2 separate regions of the Homo sapiens genome follow, and region 2 is linked to region 1. A link is an interaction called in ENCODE POLR2A ChIA-PET data of the cell type or tissue named here. Cell type or tissue: PC-3. All regions are shown on one strand. Links, peaks and the distances in the headings refer to the core of each region. The heading gives the core; the rest is flanking DNA.

Evidence for each region. ChIA-PET counts read pairs that join two places held together with the same protein. Peaks named below come from ENCODE experiments on the same cell type or tissue, not always from the same donor. Only the 100,000 strongest peaks of a DNase experiment are listed, where the experiment ranks them.
Region 2: POLR2A ChIA-PET joins it to region 1 with 19 read pairs; 4 of 35 experiments call an interaction of 5 or more read pairs at or near these places.

Annotation. Positions count from the first base shown.
Region 1 is chr1:222,772,218-222,782,781 of GRCh38, reverse strand. LOC105372984 (a long non-coding RNA gene) reads left to right here and starts at 9,640. Exons shown (of 4, transcript XR_922641.3): 1 at 9,640-9,712. RefSeq lists a silencer at 9,388-9,437 and enhancers at 9,648-9,697, 10,188-10,287. In PC-3, for the core only: no CTCF peak of the experiment used is centred there; DNase peaks (open chromatin) are centred at 4,581 and 5,111; H3K27ac peaks cover 1,344 bases.
Region 2 is chr1:223,086,123-223,096,686 of GRCh38, reverse strand. It overlaps LOC102724046 (a long non-coding RNA gene), which reads left to right and starts at 802. Exons shown (of 2, transcript XR_007066892.1): 1 at 802-903; 2 at 2,213-4,858. In PC-3, for the core only: a CTCF peak has its summit at 6,426 (motif pointing right); a DNase peak (open chromatin) is centred at 6,436; H3K27me3 peaks cover 767 bases.

The sequences.
Region 1 (10,564 bases), core at 1,515-9,514:
CAAGCAATTCTCATGCCTCAGCCTCCCAAGTAGCTGGGACTACAGGTGCATGCCACCACTCCTGGCTAATTTTTGTATTTATAGTAGAGATGGGGTTTCGCCATGTTGGCCATGCTGGTCTTGAATTCCTGACCTCAGGTGATACGCCTGTCTCGGCCTCGCAAAGTGCTGAGATTACAGGTATGAGCCACCGCACCCGGACTATTTCATTTATTTCCGCTCTAATATTTATTTCCTACCTTCTGCTGACTTGAGCTTAGTTTGTTTTTCCAGTTCCTTGAGGTGTGAAGTTAGGTTATTTACTTGGTGTCTGTCTTTTTCCTTAATGTAGGCATTTATCACCACAGACTTTCCTCTTAGCACCGCTTTTGCCCCATCCCATAAGTTTTGGTATGTTGTGTTCAATTTTCATTTGTTTCAAGACACTTTTTGAGTTTCTTTTGTTTTCTTCTTTGATCCATTGGTTGTTCAGGAGTGTATTGTTTAATTTTATGTATTTGTGAATTTTCTAAAATTCTTCCTATTGTCAATTTTTAGTTTTGTAACATTTCGATCAGAAAAGATACTTGATATGATTTCAATCTTCTTAGATTTAAGACTGGTTTTGTGGCCCAACGTGTGATCTACCCTGGAGTAGGTACTGTGTGCTCCTGAGAAGAATGTGTGTTTGCTTCTGTTGAATGGATTGTTCTGTCTATGTTTGGTAGGTTGATTTGTCTATAGTTTTATTCACATCTGCTATTTCATTACTAATCTTCTCTCTAGATGATCTATCCATTGTTGAATGTGGGTGATTGAAGTCCCTTATTATTATTGCATTGCTGTCTGTTTCTCTTTCTAGTTCTGTTAATATTTGCTTTACATATTTAGGTGCTCCAATGTTAGGTGCATATGTATTTACAATTGTTATACCCTCCTGATGAATTGACCTCTTATCATCATATTGTGATCTTCTTTGTCTTTTGTGACAGATTTTGTTTATTTTTTATTTATTTGTTTTTTTCAAGATAACGTCTGGCTCTGTTGCCAAGGCTGGAGTGCAGTGGCATAATCTTGGTTCACTGCAACCTCTGCCTCCTGGGCTTAAGCCATCCTCCCACCTCAGCCTCTCAAGTAGCTGGGACTACAGGCACACACCAACATGCCTGGCTAATTTTTGTATTTTTTGTAGAGATGGAGTTTTGCCATGTTGCTCAGGCTGGTCTTGAACTCATGTGCTCGAGTGAACCGCTCACCTAAGCCTCCCAAAGTGCTAGCATTCAAGGCATGAGCCACAGCACCTGACCTCTTGTGACAGATTTTGACTAAAAGTCTAGTTTGTTTAATATAAATATAGCTACCCCTGCTCTCTTTTGGTTTCCGTTTGCATGGAGTATCTCTTTCCACCCCTACACTTTCAGTCTGTGTGCCCTTGAGACTAAAATGAATCTCTTGTAGTTAGCATATTATTGGATCTTGTTTATTAATCCATTCGGCCTCTCTGTGTCTTTTGATTAGCAAATGTAATCCATTTATATTTAGAGTAATTATTAATAAGTAAGGGCATACTGTTGCCATTTTGTTAATTGTTTTCTGACTGTTTTGGATATGTCAACAAAAGCACTAGCGACAAAAGCAAAAATAAACATATGGGACTATATCAAACTGAAAAGCTACTGAACAGCAAATGAAATAATCAACACAATGAAAATGCAACCTGTGAAATGGGAGAAAACATATGCAAACTATATATCTGATAAAGGGTTAATATCAAAATGTACAACAAACTCCATAGCAAAAAAATAAGTAACCCAATTAAAAAATGGGCAAAAGACCTAAATAGGCATTTTTCCAAAGATGACACACAGATTGCCAACAGATATATAAAGAAGTGCTCAAAATCACTAATCACCAGAGAATTCTAATTAAAACCACAATGAGATATCACCTCACATCTCTTAGGATGGCTATTATCAAAAAGAAAAAAGATAACAAGTGTTGACAAGGGCATGAAGAAAAGGGAACCTTGTATACTGTTGGTGGAAATACCAATTGGTACAACTATTATGGAAAACAGTATGGAGGTTCCTCAAAAAATTAAAAATAGAACTACCATATGATCAAGCAATCCCACTTCTGGGTATATATCCAAATGAAATGAAATCAGTATCTTGAAGAGATATCTATATCCCCATATTCGTTGCAGCATTATTCACGATGGCCAAGATATGGAAACAACCTAAGTGCCCATTGACAGATGAATGAGTAAATAAAATGTGTTAGATACAATGAAAGATTATTCAGCCATAAAAAAAAATCCTGTCATTTGTGACAGCATTGATAAACCTAAAGGATATTATTCTAAGTGAAATAAGCTGGACACAGAAAGACAAATACTGTATGACCTCACTTGTATGTGGAATCTCAAAAAGTTGAACTCAGGGGCAGAAAGTAGAATGGTGGTTGCTAGGAGTTCGAAGTGGAAAAAATGGAGAGATGATGGTCAAAGAGTACAAACTTTCAGTTTTAAGATGATAAAGTTCTGGGGATCCAATGTATAGCATAGGTGGTAATAGATGGGTTAATTTGATTGTCCATATCACAATGTATATGCATATGCCTCATCACATTGTACACCTTGAGTATATACAATATTTGTCAATTAAATATTTTAAAATAAAAGAAAAAAGAAAAATCATAATTTATTTTAGAACTATATCTCAGTATTTAAATTAGTATCCTCGTATATTTTTTATCGTTCCTACTAAATAGAAAATCATAGCCTGGCGTGGTGGCTCACACCTGTAATCCCAGCAGTTTGGGAGTCTGAGGTGGGTGGATCACTTGAGGTCAGGAGTTTGAGACCAGCCTGGTCAACATGGTGTAACCCTGTCTCTACTAAAAATACAAAAATTAGCCAGGCGTGGTGGCATGCACCTGTAGTCCCAACTACTCAGGAGGCTGAGGCACAAGAATCGCTTGAACCCGGGAGGAGGAGGTTGCAGTGAGCCGAGATAGCACCACTGCACTCCAGCCTGGGCGACACAGCGAGACTCTGTTAAAAAAAAAAATCAGTAATCATGTGGTAAATAATAATAATAATAATTATTATAAAAGAACAGGGAAATTCTTTAGTCTCCTTTTGTTTCCTATTACTCCTCTCCTCTGCCAAAATTTACAATCTGTTATCTATTCTTTCATGCTTCATTTGTATTCATACAATCACGTATAAACTATATATAATAAGCTTTTCTTTTCTAATTCATGTGTATTTTACAAAAATGGGATCATATTATCTGTATTCCTTTGTGTCTAGTTTTTTTTACTTTTTTTTTTCTCTTGATACATTATGGAATTTCCCTCAGTGGTATACATCCAACTCATTCTTTTTTTTTTTTTTGAGACGGGTTTTCCCTGTCACCCAGGCTGGAGTGCAGTGGTGCAATCACGGCTCACTGCAGCCTTGACCACCTAGGCTCAAGCAATCCTCCTATCTTAGCCTCCTGAGCCACCACACCTGGCTAATTTTTAAATTTTTTTGTAGGTACGGGATCTCCTTATGTGGTCCAGGCTGGTCTCAAACTCCTGGGCTCAAGCAATCCTACTGCCTTGGCCTCCCAAAGTGCTGGGATTACAGGAGTGAGCCATCATGCCCTGCTGCAACTCGTTCTTTTCAATAATTAACTTATATTCCATGGCTTAATTGTATCACAGTTTCTTCCACCATATTGAAAGGCATTTACTCAGTTTCTAATTTTTTGCTGCAACAAACAACGCTATGGTAAACATCTTTGCATGTATATTTTTACATATTGGAATTTCACTTATAGCAGATAGATTTCCAGAAGGATTTCTCCATCAGAGTATGTAAATTGTAAAATTTAAAATATATATCTGGATTGCTTTCCATAAAAGCTGTAACAATCCAAATTTCCCCTGGCAATATATGCACAGAATAGGTTTTTTTCACATTTTCATCAATAGTAAGTTTTTATTGTCTGCTAATTTGGTAGATAAGTTGAGACATCTCATTGTTACTTTAATTTGCATTTTCTCCACATTAGAAAATATTTTCATTGGTTTATTGACCATTTGCATTTCTCTTCTATAAATTGACTTTTTATATTTATTTGTCTCTATTTCTGTATTCTGTTGATAGTCAATTTATAGGAACCTTCTGACAGATATGCATATTCATTTTATGTGTGAGTTATTTTTGTGGCACATACTTTTTATCAATCTTTTTGTCTTGTGATTTTGTTTTTATTTTGCCATATAACATTTTATATTTTATATCATCGAATATATTTATTTTATATTTTATTGCCTCTAGGCTCTTGTCTTGATTAAAAAGGTTTCTCTCTCCAAACCCTAGCTTACACATATATTCTTTTAAAATTGTTCTATAGTTTTTGTTTACATATAGAGTTTAAGTTTTTCTGGAAATTTATTTTTGTATATGGTGTGAAGCAGGGATCCCAATTTTATTCTTCTCTAGGCCAGTTGTGTCATAACCAATTTAAAATAAACCATAGTTTTCCCATTAACTTGAAATAGCACTTTTGGCATACAGCCATGCATTGCTTAACAATGGGAATACGTTCTGAGAAATGCATCATTAGGTGATTCTGCCTTTGAGTAAACATCATAGAGTGCCCTTACATAAACATGGATGATAGAGCCTACCGCACATCTAGGCTATATGGTATAGCCCATTGCTCCTAGGCTACAAACCTGTACAGCATGTTACTGTACTGATATTGTAGGCAATTGTAACACTGTGGTAAGTATTTGTGTATATAAACATAGGAAAGGTATGGCAAAAATATAGTATTATAATCTTATGGGACCACTGTCATATATGCAGTCCATTGTTGACCAAAATGTAGTTATATAGTGCCTGACTATATATTCAGTTATCATATATATATACTGACATCTATTTCTGGACATTTTTTTCTCTTCTACTTTTCTTTTTGCCTATTACGATACCAATATCATAAGGTTAATACAAAGGCCAAGAAGGAGACAATGGAAGAATACTTTTTCTATTGTCCATGCCCTAGGTGTGTGGTAGGCTATACAATTTAGGTTTGTGTAAGTACACTCTGTGATGTTTGCACAATGACAAAACCACCTAATGATGCATTTCTCAGAACATATCCTCACTGTTAAGCAACATCTGACTGTATGCCAAAAGTGCTATTTGAAGTCAATGGGAAAACAATGGTTTATTTTATATTGGTTAGGACACAACTGGCCTGGAGGAAAATAAAGTTAGACCCCTGTTTCACACCATATACAAAAATCAATTTCCAAAAAAACTTAAAATCTGTATGTAAACAAAAACTATAGAACAGTTTTAAGAGAATACATGTATAAGCTTGGGTTTGAAAAGAACTTTTTAACCAAGATAGACCTAGAGGCAATAATACATAAAAACTATTCTCTTTGATGTATTGTTGATAGAAGTAAGCTTCTTATATCACATGTGAAGTGGAATAATATCACTTGAATGTAGACTGTGATATGTTAAAGATGCACACTATAAGGCAACCAGTAAATTAACATTAAGAACAAAGAGTTATAGCTAATAGGCCAATAAAGGAGATAAAGTCATACTTAATCCAAAAGAAGGAAGGGTAAGAGGAAAAAGAGAACAAAAAACCCAGATAAAACACATAAAAAAAAAATAGAACCCCAACCATATTAACAAGTATGTTAAATGTAAATGGTCTATACACCCCAACTGAAAAACAAACATTGTCAGACTGGTTGAAAAGTAAGACCCAGCTATATGTTGTCCACAAGAAACCCACTTTAAATATAGACACATGTAAGCTAAAGGTAAAACAGTGAAAAAAAAAGTCATCTTATGCAAACCCTAATCGAAAGAAAGCTAGAGTGGCTATATTAATACAGACAAAGTAGACATCTGAGTGAGAAATATTACTAGGGATAAAGAGGGTCAATCACAATGATAATGAGCAACTACCATAACATTTTAGTACTAGATCTTAAAATACGTTTTAATATCTGGAAAGGGAAGTATCTCTCAGTATTCTTCTTTTTCACAATTTTTAAAAAGTCTTTAACCTTTAGTCTTCTATAAAAGCTTTAAGATCATTTTATCTCATTAAAGAATATAATAGTGGCCCGGTGCAGTGGTTCTTGCCTGGAATCCTAGCACTTTGGGAGGCTGAGGCAGGAGGATTGCTTGAGGCCAGGAGCTCAAGACTAACCTGGTTAACATAACATGACCCCATCTCTGAAGAAAAAAGAATAGAAAAGTGAATCTCATTGAAATATATTGTATATGCCTATTAATATTTGGAAGATTATATTGTCTTCCTAACTAAAAGCATAGTTTTTTATTGGTTCTTTTTTGATCCAGGATTTATTTAGAAAGACACTTTTTAATTTTCAAGTAGAAAAAAATACAATTACCATCCTTTAGTTATTTATATTTAATGTAATTGGTATTTGATTAAAGAATTTTGCCTGAAAAAATATCTACTTTAAAATTTTTATTAACAACCTTTATGGTCAAGGTAATACCAACTTTGGAAAATGCTTCACAAACAATAAAATAGTTCTCCATTTATAGGACATAAAACTTTGGACTTTTGCATTATTCAGTCTTTATATGTCTTACATTTTTTACTACTGTATCTATTGATCTGAAAGACATGAGTTAAAATCTCTCAGAGTAATTGTATATTTTTTATCAAAGTTTCATATTTTAATTACCTTTGGCTTCATATATAATGCAAAGCTGTTTAGTATATACATAATTATTACACATCTTCTTTGTAGATTGTGTCTTTTATTGTTATATAATATTCTCCTTTATCCTGTTTCAAGCTTCTAAACTTACATTCCACCTCGTTGACATTCCTGATTTCTTTTTGTTTGCATTTTGTCTAGTGTTATTTGTCCATCCTTTTATTGTTAATCTTTGTCACCTTAAGAGTGATATGTTGATATATCTGACATTTATAATCAAATATACTTATTTTTGGTTTTTACTGTATCAAAAAGTTTCTATGTCTCAAATGGATAAAAGTATCCTCTTCATACATAGTAAAATAACTGATGTGCTTCTTTTCATCACTTCCATCTTTATTTTTATTAGGTACTTTGATTTGTGGTTTTTCTTTTCCCTTTTCATTGTTTTTGGTGGTGTAACAAAATTCCTATATAATTCTTGTGGGGTTTTTTTGTTTTTGTTTTGTTTAAGTTTTGGTTTTTTGGGAGACAGGGTCTCACTCTGTCATTCAGGCTGGAGTGCGGTGGCACAATCATGGCTCACCGCAGCCTCAACCTCCTGGGCTCAAGCGATCCTCCCACCTCAGCCTCCCGAGTAGCTGGGACTGTAGGCATGTACTACCACGCCTGGCTAATTTTTGTATTTTTTGTAGAGACTGGGTTTTTCCATGTTGCCCAGGCTGGTCTCAAAATCCTGGGCTCAAGCAATCTGCTCGCCTTGGCCACCCAAAGTACTGGGATTACAGGCATGAGCCACCACATCCAGCCTTTTCACCTTGTTAATTGGAAAGTTTTACCATATTTTCCCATTTCTGATAGCTATCTTCTCTTCTCTGACATTTATAATCAAATATATTTCTTGACTATTTCATCAAAAAAGATGCCACCTGTCCCCACCCAGGTGCTCTACTTACCACTGGTCTCCCTCCCTAAGAATATGAAACCCTTAGAATGTTATGCCCATTGTCCATATCTGTTCCCCTGCCCCCAAAAAAGATGAGACCCAAGAGTTGGTTTACTTCCCTTCTTTCTCTTTCCTCTATCCCTAGGTTTTGCTGAGATAATCTGGTACGTGTAATTTTAACTTTGTAGTAAATTTTCTCTTGCAGAAAATATTTTCTATTTCAAAAATTCGAATTCTGCCTATATAATCCCACTCTATCATTATCTATTTAAATTTTAGTACATATTGCAAGGCTCATTTCTCATCATTGTTTTCATCTCTTTTCTTCTTCTCTCTTGAAATCTCTGTTTTGATTTTTTTCTTATTTGGCTGGCGTTCTTTCTCAAATATTTTCTTCAGATGAGATACATGGGTGGTTTATTATCTAATAACTTTCATTCCCCTGTCAGGTGGTATCTTTGAAGCAGTAATGATGTTTAAATACTAAACCAGAGACTGGCCAGTCAATAAGAAAGGTGTGCCAGGCATTAACTCCTTAGTTGCTGAATCCTGTAGAACAGGGTAGGAGTAGAAAGGGCTGGTGGGGAGATGATCAGGGACAAAGCTATTTCATAGACAGTGTGAAAATATTTTAATTTTTTTTTTTTTGAGATGGAATCTCGCTCTGTCACCCAGGTTGGAGTGTAGTGGCGTGATCTTGGCTCACTGCAACCTCTGCCTCCTGAGTTCAAGCAATTCTTCTGCCTCAGCCTCCCAAGTAGCTGTGACTACAGGTGCATGCCACCACACCTGGCTAATTTATTTATTTTTAGTAGAGACAGGGTTTCGCCATGTTGGCCAGGCTGGTCTGGAACTCCTGGCCTCAGGTGATCCGCCTGCCTCGGCCTCCCAAAGTGCTGGGATTACAGGCGTGAGCCATCACAAATGGTCAATATTTTAATATTTTAACAATAGGTGTGGCAAAACCACTGAGTTCTAGCTATGTAGTAGTCCTGGGTATCAGTTCTCTTTTTTTCCCAGGAAACTGGATGTTATTTTATTATTTTCTAGTTTCTAGTGCAACAGATGAAAATCCAATGACAATCTAATTTCTTTTTATTTGTAAATAATGTTTATATTTGATGTCTTGTAAGTCATTTATTTAACCAGTATATGTCTAGGTACACATCTTTTTTATCATAAATTCTATGTAATACTTATTGAACTCTTGAAATTTGCAGCCTCAAGTGTTTCTTTAGGTCAGGGAAATTTTCCTCTGTTGTTTAATTGTTGTCTTTTTCCCATCTATCCCTTTACCCACTCTTTTTTGTACTCCTATTTTTATTAATAGACTTTATTTTTAGAGCGGTTTTATGTGCACTGCAAAACTGAGTTGTAAGGTACAAAAATTTCCCATAGACCTCCTGCCCCAACAGGTGCACAACCTCCCCCATCGTGCACCCCTACAGAGTGGGGCATTTGTTGTAATCAATGAGACTACATGGTCACATCATTATCACCCAAAGTCCATATTCTAGGACACACTCTTGGTGTACTTTCTTTGGGTTTAGACAAGTGTATAGTGACATGTATCTACCATTATAGTATCATACAGGGTAGTTTTCCCATCCTAAAAATGCTATATGTTCCCCTATTTATCCATCTTTCCCACTACTATTTTTCACATGTAAGATCTTTTGGATTTGTCATTCCAATCTTTTATTTTTATTATTTTATTTTCTTCTACTTTTTTGAGACAGAGTCTTGTTCTGTTGCACAGGCTGGAGTGTAGTGGTACAATCTCAGCTCACTGCAACCTCCGCCTCCTGGGTTCAAGCAATTCTCATAACAGCCTTCCAAGAAGCTGGGATGACAGCTGTGAGCCACCACGCTCAACTAATTTGTGTATTTTTAGTAGAGACGGGGTTTTGCCATGTGGCCAGGCTGGTCTCAAACTTCCGGCCTCAGGCAATCCATCTGTTTTTGTTTTCTGTACCACATTTCCTTCTCTATATTTTTTGCCCTGGGCTTTGAGATACTGCTTCAACTTGAGCTTTTGGGGAACTAATTAGTGTTTCAACAGTGAGTATCTTTTCCCTTCAATTTATCTACTAAATTTTGAATATAAGAGTTCTTCTTTTTAGTTCTAGAAAGTCCTTTGCTGTAATTTTTTGTTCAAGTTCTATTTCCTAGAAGTTGCCTGTTCTGTGTATTCTGCTTGTTGTTTCTATCTGGCTGTTAGTCTTCCTGAGTGCAGCGTTATATAATTTTGCCTTCACATGGCTTTATGCACCCTTGGGACTCAGATCTACTTCCTTAGTGTGCTTTCAGCAGCAGCCATTCAGTGAGCAATAAGAAGACACATACACGGCTGGGTGCGCTGGCTCATGCCTGCAATCGCAGCGCTTTAAGAGGCCAAGGCAGGTGGATCACTTGAGGTCAGGAGTTCGAGACCAGCCTGGCCAACATGGTGAAACCCCCGTCTTAATATAGAAAAATTAGCCAGGTGTGGTGATGTGTGCCTGTAATCCCAGCTACTCAGAAGGCTGAGGCAGGAGAATCTCTTCAGCCCAGGAGGCGGAGACTGCAGTGAGCCGAGATTGCACCACTGCACTCCAGCCTGGGCAACAGAACGAGACTCTGAATTAATTTAAAAAAAGAAAAAAAAAAAGAAGGAAAGAAAGAAAAGAGAGAGAGAGAGAAGAAGACACATACAGCTGGCAAGTTGTCAGTTGCTTGTGAAGAAACCCTTTAACTTCCAGTCTCCTCAGCTATAGAGTGTGCTCTGCCAGCCTCAGGAGTAGGAAGGACCCAGCCTGCTTCTCCAGTTCGCTCCATGGTCCCCACCTAGGGGCCAGGGAAACCAGATGATCCTCGCTCACCGCCCCCCCCCGCCCCCCGCCCCCCACACAACACTTACACAGGCTGTGGCTC
Region 2 (10,564 bases), core at 1,604-9,603, 310 kb before region 1:
TCATACAGGATCACTGCATGTGGAATCAGGTAAGACAAGGTCATACTGGAGTAGGAAAGGGGTTAATCCAATATGACTGGTGTCCTTAAAAAATGGGAAATTCATCGAGGGCAGATTGGATAAAGGAAATGTTGTACATATACACTATGGAATACTTCACAGCTATAAAAAAGGAGAAGATTATGTCCTTTGCAGGTACAGGAATGGAGCTAGAGGTCATCATCCTTAGCAAACTAATGCAGGAACAGAAAACCAAATGCCACATGTTCTCACTTATAAGTTGAAGGTAAATAATGAGAACACGTGGACACATAGAGGGGAATAGCACACACTGGGGCCTACTTGAGGGTAGAAGGTGGGAGGAAGGAGAGGATCAGAAAAAACGATTGGTTACTAGGCTTACTACCTGGTTGATGAAATAATCTGTACAGCAAACCCCAGTATCAAGAGTTTACCTATATAACAAAACTGCACATGTACCCCTGAACCTAAAATAAAAGCTTTTTATAAAAAGAAAAGAAAAAGGGCTGGGCATGATGGCTCACACCTGTAATCCCAGGACTTTAGGACACCCAGGTGGGTGGACTGCTAAGCTCAGGAGTTCAAGACCAGCCTAGGCAACATTGCGAAACCCCGTCTCTACAAAAATTAGCCAGGCATGGTGGCATGTACCTGAAGTCCCATCTACTTGCAGGGCTGAGGCCAGAGGATCGCTTGAACCCAGGAGGTGGAGATTGTAGTGAGTTGTATTTGTGCCACTGCACTCCAGCCTCGTTGACAGAGCAAGGGCAAGACCTTTTCTTTAAAAAAAAAAAAAGAAAGAAAGAAAAGAAAAAGAAAAGACAAGAAAAGAAAAGAAAAGGATATAATCAGCCAAATTCAAAATGTGTGAAATGCTACAAGGTAAGTGAACTAATTTTTTCCAATAAATAAATGATAAGAAAAAAGAGAGAAGAGGAAACTACTATAGATTTTAAGAAATTTAAGACATATCAACCAAACACAATGTGTACATAGACCTTGTTGAGATCCTGAACAAATTGACTTTTGGGGAAATGTGAACACTGAGTAGCTATCTGGTAATACTGGGTTTTTTGGTTTTGGTTTTGTTTTTTGAGACAGAGTCTCACTCTGTCACTCAGGCTGGAGTGCAGTGGTGTGATCTCGGCTCACTGCAACCTCTGCCTCCTGGGTTCAAGTGATTCTCCTGCTTCAGCCTCCTGTGTTGCTGGGAATATAGGTGCACGCCACCATGCCTGGCTAATTTTTGTACTTTTAGTAGAGACAGGGTCTCGCTATATTGGCCAGGCTGGTCCCTAATTCCTGACCTCAAGTGATCTACCCACCTCAGCCTCCCAAAGTGCTGGGATTACAGGTGTCAGCCACCATGACTGGCCAGGTGATACTGTTTTGTTCAGTTAATAGTGAGATAATTGTATCAAAATTATGTATTTAAGAGTTCTTGGCTGGGTGTGGTGGCTCACGTCTGTAATCCCAGCACTTTGTGGGAGGCCAAGGCAGGTGGATCACTTGAGATCAGGAGTTCAAGACCAGCCTGGCCAACATGGCAAAACCCTGTCTCTACTAAACACACACACAATTAGCTGGGCATGGTGGCATGCACCTGTTAGCCCAGCTACTCAGGAGGTTGAGGCATGAGAATTGCTTGAACCCAGGTAGTGGAGGTTGCAGTGAGCCAAGATAGCACCACTGCACTACAGCCTGGGCGACAGACTGAGACTCTGTGTCAAAAAAAAAAAAAAAAAAAGTTATCATTTAGAAGACATGTGACTGACATGTATGTAAATAAAATGATAAGGAGAATTTGCTTTAAAATATTTCCATAGAGATAGGTGCAGGGAGGAGGAACAAATGAGATAAGATTGGCCATTTGTTGGTCATTGTCGACACTATGTAATGGGTACATGGGGGTTCATTATACTATTCTATTTTTGTGTATGTTCAAAATTTTCTACTATTAAAAGTTTTTTTAATTTTAAAATAAAAAATAAGTAAAAATGGGAAATTTAGAGGTAGACACTCATGCAGGAAAAGTGCCAGGTGAAGATGAAGGCAGGGATCGTAGTGAAGCTTCTACAAGCCGAGGATCACCAGCAAACCACCAGAAGCCAAGGGAGAGGCCAGGAACAGACTCTCCCCACAGCCCTCAGAAGGGTCCAACCCTGCTGACACCTTGATCTTGGACTTCCAGCTTCCAGGACTGTGAAACAAGACATTTCTTTGGTTCAAGCCACTCCCTTAGTGCACATTGTTATGGCAGCCATGGAAAACCATCCACAGAGGGTCAGTTCCTATGGAGGTGGGGTGAGTGACGAGATGTTCCTGACTGGGCTGACAACGGAGGACGAGAGAGCTTGGGTGTGGATGGGAAAATAACTAGAAACTTCCCTTGATCTCTCAGCATTCTGTTCCATCCCTGTCACTTCGATGTCTCTCTTTCTTGAATATGGAAGCAGCCCTGGGCCCAGCTGCTGCAGGTGGCCAGGAAGGAGCCTGGGAGGATGACGGGGTTCCTGATCTGATAGAACTGGGCTGTGACTAGGCAGAACCCTGTTCCACCACACACACCCCAGTGGAGGTCAGTACCCCAAATCTGACACCAGGATGTAGCATGTCCATGGAGTCTGTCTGCTGACACCTGTCCCACCCTCCCCTGGCCCGTAACTTTGAGAGATACTGCAATTCCTACCGATGTTGCTGCCATCCTTTATTCAGCCCATTATCAGAAGTTATGACACATTGCAAAATGCTCAGGCTAGTTGAATTTCTGCAACAGGGCAAGGCGGTTAAATCCTGTCCTTCCTGGAGTCTCATTGACCAGGCTTTGAATCCCAATTCTACCATGGATTAGATTTGCAACTTTGGCAAATTGATGAACTCTTCTGAGCTTTGGACTAATAATAGGGTTTTGTGAGGAATACCTGAGATAATGCATGTACAACACCTTGCATGTTGTTTAGCACCTACTAGAAATGCAACCAACTCTAGCTGTTATCGCTAGTTTTTCTCTTGCTCCATCTCCATTCCTGAGATGTGCATGGCTACTCTGTGTTTGTTGTTGGGAAGAGCCGTAGACAGTCGTATCCTCTTCCTGAGAATGGTAACTGAGCTGCCCCCTTGGGACTGTCCAGGGGCTGGCCATTAGCCCCACGAGGCAGCAACAAAACCAACAAGACAAGTCTGTTTACTCTTCTGGTCTATAATTTAAAATGTGTTTGATGCTACTTTTTTTTTTTCTTTTTAGGACGTTCTGTATCTGTGATGAATGACCCCTGCATACATTATATCTTTCAGTAAAAACAGTGGTGTTTCAGTAGTGTTACTAGCTAAGCTGCTTAACTCTCACATTACAGACGTCAGTGAAGCCCCTTGGTAGGTAGTGTCTAAAATTAGATTTATCTGCTTATTTACACAATTATACTCTCATGAGTTTGAATGTTGGGGAAAGATCAAGAAAAAGACCAGATCACTAGATGGCAATAGCACACAAGAGCTTTATTTGGATGAAGCTTGGACAGAATGCATGGAAGGGGAAAGTCCCTTGCAGCAGAAGACCTTCCAGAGGCAGTGGCAGGGCCACCACCAGAAGAAAAGGGCAAGGACACTCCCAGGGGAGAGGAGGATCAGAGAGGAGGTTACAGGTCTAAGAGATGTCACAGGTCTAGAAGAAAAGAAAAGGAGCCAGGTGCAGTGGCTCACACCTGTAATCCCAGCACTTTGGGAGGCCCAGGCGGGCAGATTGCTGAGTTCAGGAGTTTGAGACCAGCCTAGGCAAACATGGTGAAACCCCATCTCTAAAAAAAGATTTAAAAATTAACCAGGCCTGGTGGCATGTACCTGAAGTCTCATTTACTTGGGGGGCTAAGGCTGGAGGATCGTTTGAACCCAAGAGGGTTCATGGTGGGGAGCATCATGGTGAGGAGTCTCTGGGTCAGAGAGCTCCAAAGGACAGCAGCCATTTGGGGTCTTTTGTAGCCCTGAGGTTCGTCTTACCTATGGTGAGAGGGTGTCGGGTGTAGTTTTGCAAATTATCGAAGCAGGCAGGCTCTAAATGGGCAAATAATATTTGGCCTACATTTAAAGCAATTGGATGTGCAAGAATTTGAGTTTGGTGCTGGCAGGCTTGAGTTAACGGTCCTGGGCTGTGGTGTGGAAGTAAACAGCATGGGGGCCAATACACAGGGGCTGTCTTGAACTCGTTCATACAATCCATTTATAACCTGTTTATAACTTGTTTATAACCCATTTATACCACATACCCCTAAAGCAAATACCTAGCAGATAGCATGCAGGGCCTATTTGCCTGGCCTCCTTCAATGGCATCACATTCTCCACCACCACGATGGTTAATATGGACGAGCCCTAGCAGCTGCCCAGTGAAGTCCACACGCTACTGCCCAAACCAGCTCAAGTCCTTAGTTGTCATGAAAATAATGTGAGTTCCCACAGCCGTAAAAGGGAAAGCAGCAAGAGCCACATGAGCATCCCCGGAACCCTGGGAACAGTCATCAGTGTCATCTTCAGGGTCATGTCCCTACAAGCAGTTCTCAGGCTCCTGCTGAGGGTCAGAACAGAGCCGAAGTCACAGGATATCAAAAATGGATAAGCCCAACCTCAGCTCGCAGAGGAATTGCTCAGCTGACAGATGATTGTGTTATCTCAGTGAAGCCAGATGACAATGTACTTGGCCAACGGAACATCTTGGTCAATGGATCTCCAAGTTGGTTATAAAATTAAAGCAAAATAATGCCATTATATGTAAGATGTCATTGATTGTAAGATGCTCCTTTATTTGATGTACCACTAATAAATAAAAACACTGACATTTAAACAATGACAATTGCATAACACATCTGCTTGTTCAATGTTAAATATGAAAAAATGTGCTTTAGAATTGATGAGATGCAGCAGCAAAAACTACTCTCTGTGTATGAGGCATTTGATCTCCCTGGACCTCAGTTTCCCTCGCCACCTCGCACCAATCCTTCCACCTTCTGCCAAGTCTGTTTACTCTTTTGGTCTGTAATTTCCCTAATGTGACAGGGAAGGTCTCTAAAGTCCCTTTCTGCACTCACATCCTATGGTTTTGGTCCAATCCCTTCCTTGTGGGGCCTCGGGTTGCTTTCCACAGCCTAGATCTCCCCCTGGGAGATGGCGTCCCTTGGGGCAGCATTTTCAGAGTTTCACTGGGTCTTATCAAGAGACATATGGCACTTGATTTTCTTAAAAGCGGAGCACACCTGGAATATTGTAATTGTCCAAGACTATAGTAGAGTCTCTCTCAACTGCCAGGACTGCAGGCAGTAGCACCAGATTTAGGATGAGGGCAAAGGTGGAGAGAGTTGACCCCAGCCTGGAGCGGCCACCATTTGCCCCCTTGACCAAGTCAGGAAACTAAGAAATGTGTAGGCCTTCATCTTTTCCTGCCTCAGACCTTCCCACGCAGTCCATCACCAAGCTGGGCCAGTTCTACCTCCTAAGTGTTTCTGACTCTACTTCCTGCCATCCCTAGGGTCTGGCTCACTTATCTGGATTACTGTGATAGCCTCTTACTCGGTGGTTCTTGGCCCTAGGCCCACATCAGAATCACCTGGGGAGCCTTTCAAACCTCTCAACACCCAAGCCCCACTCCAAACAAATTATATCAGGATCCCTGGAGGTAGGACCTGGGCATTGTTTAAGGGTTCCCCCAGGTGATTCTCATGTGAACCAGATTAAGGGTCATTGTTCTAACTCAGGAGCTTTTAAAAATCCCGTGGCCTTCCCATGGCCTAGGTCATACCCCAGACCAATTGCATAGGATCTGTAGGGTGGAACCCAGGCCTGGGGGTTCTGTAAACTGCCTGGAGACTCCAATGTGCCCCGGGATTTTGCATCAGTGCTCTGAGAACTACTCCAGTCTTCTCATTCCTTTTCCACACAGCAGCCAGAGGGACCATTCCAAGAACAAATCCAGCCATGTCACTAATGTCACCCTCCAACTAAAATCTAAATGAGGTCAGGTGCGGTGGCTCATGCCTGTAATCCCAGCACTTTGGGAGGCCAAAGCAGGAGAATCACTTGAGCCTAGAAGTTCGAGACCAGCCTGGGCAATATAGTGAGACCCCCCCCATCTCTAAAAAAATAATTTAAAAATTAGCCAGATGTGGTGGCACACACCTGTGGTCCCAGCTACTTGGGAGGTGAAGGTGGGAGGATCACTTGAGTCTGGAGGTCAAGGCTGCAGTGAGCTATGATTGCACTACTACACTCCAGCCTGAGCGACAGAGTGATACCCTGTCTCACACACACACGCACACACACACACACAATCTTTAAATCGGACCTGCTTTTAGGATAAAATGCAGAATTCATTTATCCTAAGCAGCAGCTTCTAGGGCTGTTCCTGAGCTGTGTCCAGCCTCCAGCAGGGGGAGCCTGGGAGGCATCCTGGAGCAGAGGAGATGATCCCTTGAGCTCTCCGGGGTTTAGAACTCTCACTAGGAGCTGGAGAGCCAGATGAGGGGAGGTTATCAGAGCCAAAGGAGTCATCCAGAGTCCATCAACCTGGAACCAGGGGAGCCATGCACCTGCATCATAATACTTGTGGTGCTGGACTAAGATTGTTCTGGAGAGCTGACCCTCCCCACACGCCTGCAGGAACCCTGCTCTTTGTCTGCTAGCTTGTCTGTTTCATCCCCACATTCTCGGTGATCAGCACAGCGCTTGTCTGGCACATCCCAGGAATGTTTGTAAAGGAGAGGGAAAGGGAAGCAAGGAAGGCTGGACTGTCTGCCATGCACCTAGGGCTGCCCAAGGAGTCGGGAGAGCGGAGTTTAGAGTGACCGCTATGATCAGTTCCAAGCTGAGAGTTTAAACTTTGTCTTAAGGACAACAAAGAGATGTCGTGGAAGGGTTTTAAGCTGTAAGGGACATGACTGGATTGCAATTTTGAAGAAATAATCCTGCTACAGTCAGTGAGGAGGTTGGGTTGCAAAGATATTACCTGAGAGCAGAGGATATTAGTTAGTAGACTTTTTTCTTTTAGAAATTCAGGAGCAAGGGATGAGGGCAGAGGAAATGAGGCCTGAGCAAGCGGGGCCCCAGGGCTCTGACCCGGCTGCGTTTTGAGGCCAGGGCTGACTGAGCACAGGGATGGGGGTGCCAGCTGCTCTGGGGTTGCGACACGAAGCACACGGTGCAGCCAAAAGCTGTGAAGGGGCCACGGGAGGCTAGGGAGCCCAAAAGGCGTCCACAGGAAGGACCCAACAAAACCCGCACCCTGGGCCTCAGTTTTGCCATCTGTAAAATGGGACAATATGGGTACAGAGCTCACAGGGTCTGAAAGCGAAGAGACACTTACCTCCGCAGCTGACACACAACAGGCACTGATTACATGTTAACTGCTGTTATTATTTAAAAGAGAAGAGGCTGCAGTTGGGGTCAGTAGGAAGCGGAGCAGGTCAGGGTGGGTGGGTTGGAGGTGGAGCTGGGTAACGCCCTGACTTCTGGTATGTGGTGCTGGGATCCCTCGTCCAGAGGCATGGGGGAGCCGGTAAGGGAATCAGGCTGTTCTGCCTGAACGGGAGAGATCTGAAGTTGACCAGAAGGGGAAGGAGGAGTCAAGGATGGCCCCAGGATTCCAGAGCCATTCCTGAACATAGAGTCATGAGTGGGCTGCAGATAACATGGCAACTGGGATCAAAGCCTTGATCCATGAGAAGTCAGCAGGCCTCTGGAGCTTAGGAAAGAGGCCCAAGCGGCAGGTGCACCTTTGAAAGCCATCAACACAAAGGGAGAGGCGGGAGCGGGGGCAGAGCTTGCAAAGTGAGAAACCCGAGGTCAAGGACGGAGCCCTCGGCAAAAATGGCATTTAATGGGAGAGTAGAAGAAGCAATGCTAGAAGTGCGGGCAAAGGAGGGGTGGCCGGAGAGGTGGGGATGGAGCAGAAAAGAGCAGCAGCACAGAAGCCAGGAGGCCAGCTCCAAAAGTAAGAGCCCCTCAGATAACCATGTGATGAAGGAGTGGGTGAATGGGTGGACAGCCATCGTCAAGTGCTGCTTGAAAATCCCATAAGAGAAGGCCTGAGAAACATGCCCTTGGCTTTGGATGGGGAGGTCACTGATGAACTCCCAAGGATGTCAGGAAAGCATCAGGCAGTTGTTCTGGGGGAATGCGTGGATGTGAAGGTGGAGGCAGCAAGTGTAGACAGCTGCGGCAAGCAATTTGGCTGTGAAGGGCAGGGAAGCTATAGGGTGTTTAGGAGGGAGACATGGGGTTGAGAGGTTTCTGTTCTAAGGTGGGAGAGGCTTGAGGACGTTGAAGTGCTCATGGAAAGGAGAGAGGAAAAAGCTGAGGACTCGGGGAAAAGAGGAGGTCCCTGATTGGGAGTGGGTAAGAAAACAGACATGGGCAAGGGAGCCCCCAGAACACTACAGAGACCCTATAGGAGCAAATGAGTGTGGAGTGAGGGGAGGAGGAGAAGGGTAAGGCGGGGACTCACAGACCTCTATGCAAATACCCATGGCTGTGTTTATAGGCAAGGCCATAAGGATGCGTCTGCACTTGGAAGAAATAGAAGCCAATTCTGAATAGGATAAAACTCCAAGTCTTTACAGAGCTGGCAGCAACCTTGTTGCAGCAAGAAGCGTTTAAGCTGTTTTGCATCTAGAGTCTAACTCACCCCCTTTTAGCACATAGAAAATGTATTCATGGCTGAACTGCTTCCTTGTTTTATGTGTTTTTAGGAAACTTTCTTCAGTGGTATTTTCAAAGAATATAGTTGAGTGTGTGTGTGTGTGTGTGCGCACACATGCATGCATGCAATTTCATCTTGTTTAAAGTTTCAGCTGGGAAAATTAAGCCATACAGATTCGTAATGGAAAGAAATGTTCACTCTCATAATAACCTGATGTGGCGCAGGAGCAGGCAGTGGATCTGTTACACGTTTTATGTGTGTTTGTCAGGCAGCCTGTAATTGACATTATAGCGAACACTGAGGAATTCTTTCTCCCACCAGATCTCTCCTCATTAATTGCACTTAACTTTCACAGAAAAAATTTTCCTTGAAGTGTTCCACGATCTGAGTCATACTTGGAGTGAATCTTTTGGGGAAAAAGTAAGCTAAAATTGCTTCAACTGTTTTTGACTGATGGGATGTTGGAAAACACACATGCACACACACACAATTTTTCTCTCTTCTTTGAAAGAGAGGGAGGAAAAAAAACACTGACCTATTTTTACAGTCATGCAAGTCACTAACGCTAGAGATGTAAACTCCAAACTTGGCAAGGCTGGGGCTGACATCTTTGAAGAGGCAAACCCAGCCAGCTCAAAAGAAAAAGACCACAGACATCACAAAAGTTTAAAATCCTGCATCTGAGCCTACAGAGGGAAACATTTCCTATCCAGAATTTCAGCAAACCTCATTATAGGAGCCCCACTAAAAAGCTTCAGGGATATTGCCAACCGCCATTTCTTTTCATTAAAAACAAGCCTGAAAAAAAAAAAGAAACAGAAAGCAAAGCAACATTTATCACCCAGCAGCACAATGAGAAAGTAGCAAACTCCTAAGCCTGAACTTCAAAGACCTAAGCTCCAGCAGACACCTTCACTGACTCTGGAGACAATTGCAATACTTTTTCAGGATTGATGTGGGTATTTAAATCTGCATTCGAAGACAGAGATAGTACAATTCCAGGCATTGGGGAGCTGAATATCAAGCCTGTGAGAGGAGTAAGTAAGGAGAACAGAAGATCTCATTCCCCACAGTGCACCTTAAAACTCAAACACAGCAGATCTCCCATTAAAAAATGGCTCAGTGTGCCAGGTGCAGTGGCTCACACCCATAAACCTAGCACTTTGGGAGGCTGAGGTGGGTGGATCACTTGAGGCCAGGAGTTCGAGACCAGGCTGGCCAACATGGCGAAACCCCGTCTCTACTGAAAATACAAAAATTAGGCCGGGTGTGGTGGCTCATGCCTGTAATCCCAGCACTTTGGGAGGCTGAAGCAATTGGATCATGAAGTCAAGAGATCGAGACCATCCTGGCCAACATGGTGAAATCCCGTCTGTACTAAAAATACAAAAATTAGCCAGGCGTGGTGGCACACGCCTGTAGTCCCAGCTACTCAGGAGGCTGAGGCAGGAGAATTGTTTGAATCCAGGAGGCAGAGGTTACAGTGAGCCAAGATCGCACCACTGCACTCCAACCTGGCCACAGAGTGAGACTCTATCTCAAAAATAAAAAGAAAAAAAAGAAAAAATTAGCCAAGTGTGGTGGCACGTACTGGTAGTCCAGCTACTCAGGAGACTGAGGCACAAGAATCACTTGAACCTGCGAGGCAAAGGTTGCAGTGAGCCGAGATCGCGCCACTGCACTCCAGCCTGAGCGACAGAGCGGGACTGTCAAAGGACAGCTCTAAAAAAAAAAGGCTCAGCTATCCCCAAGGACAAACTGTGATGCCAACAACCTCACAAGAAAAAGTTAGACTTGACTTGGCTTATCTATAAGGGATGTGCTAGGTCCATGCCAACTGTGGGGCTAGAGGAGACTTCCCCATAT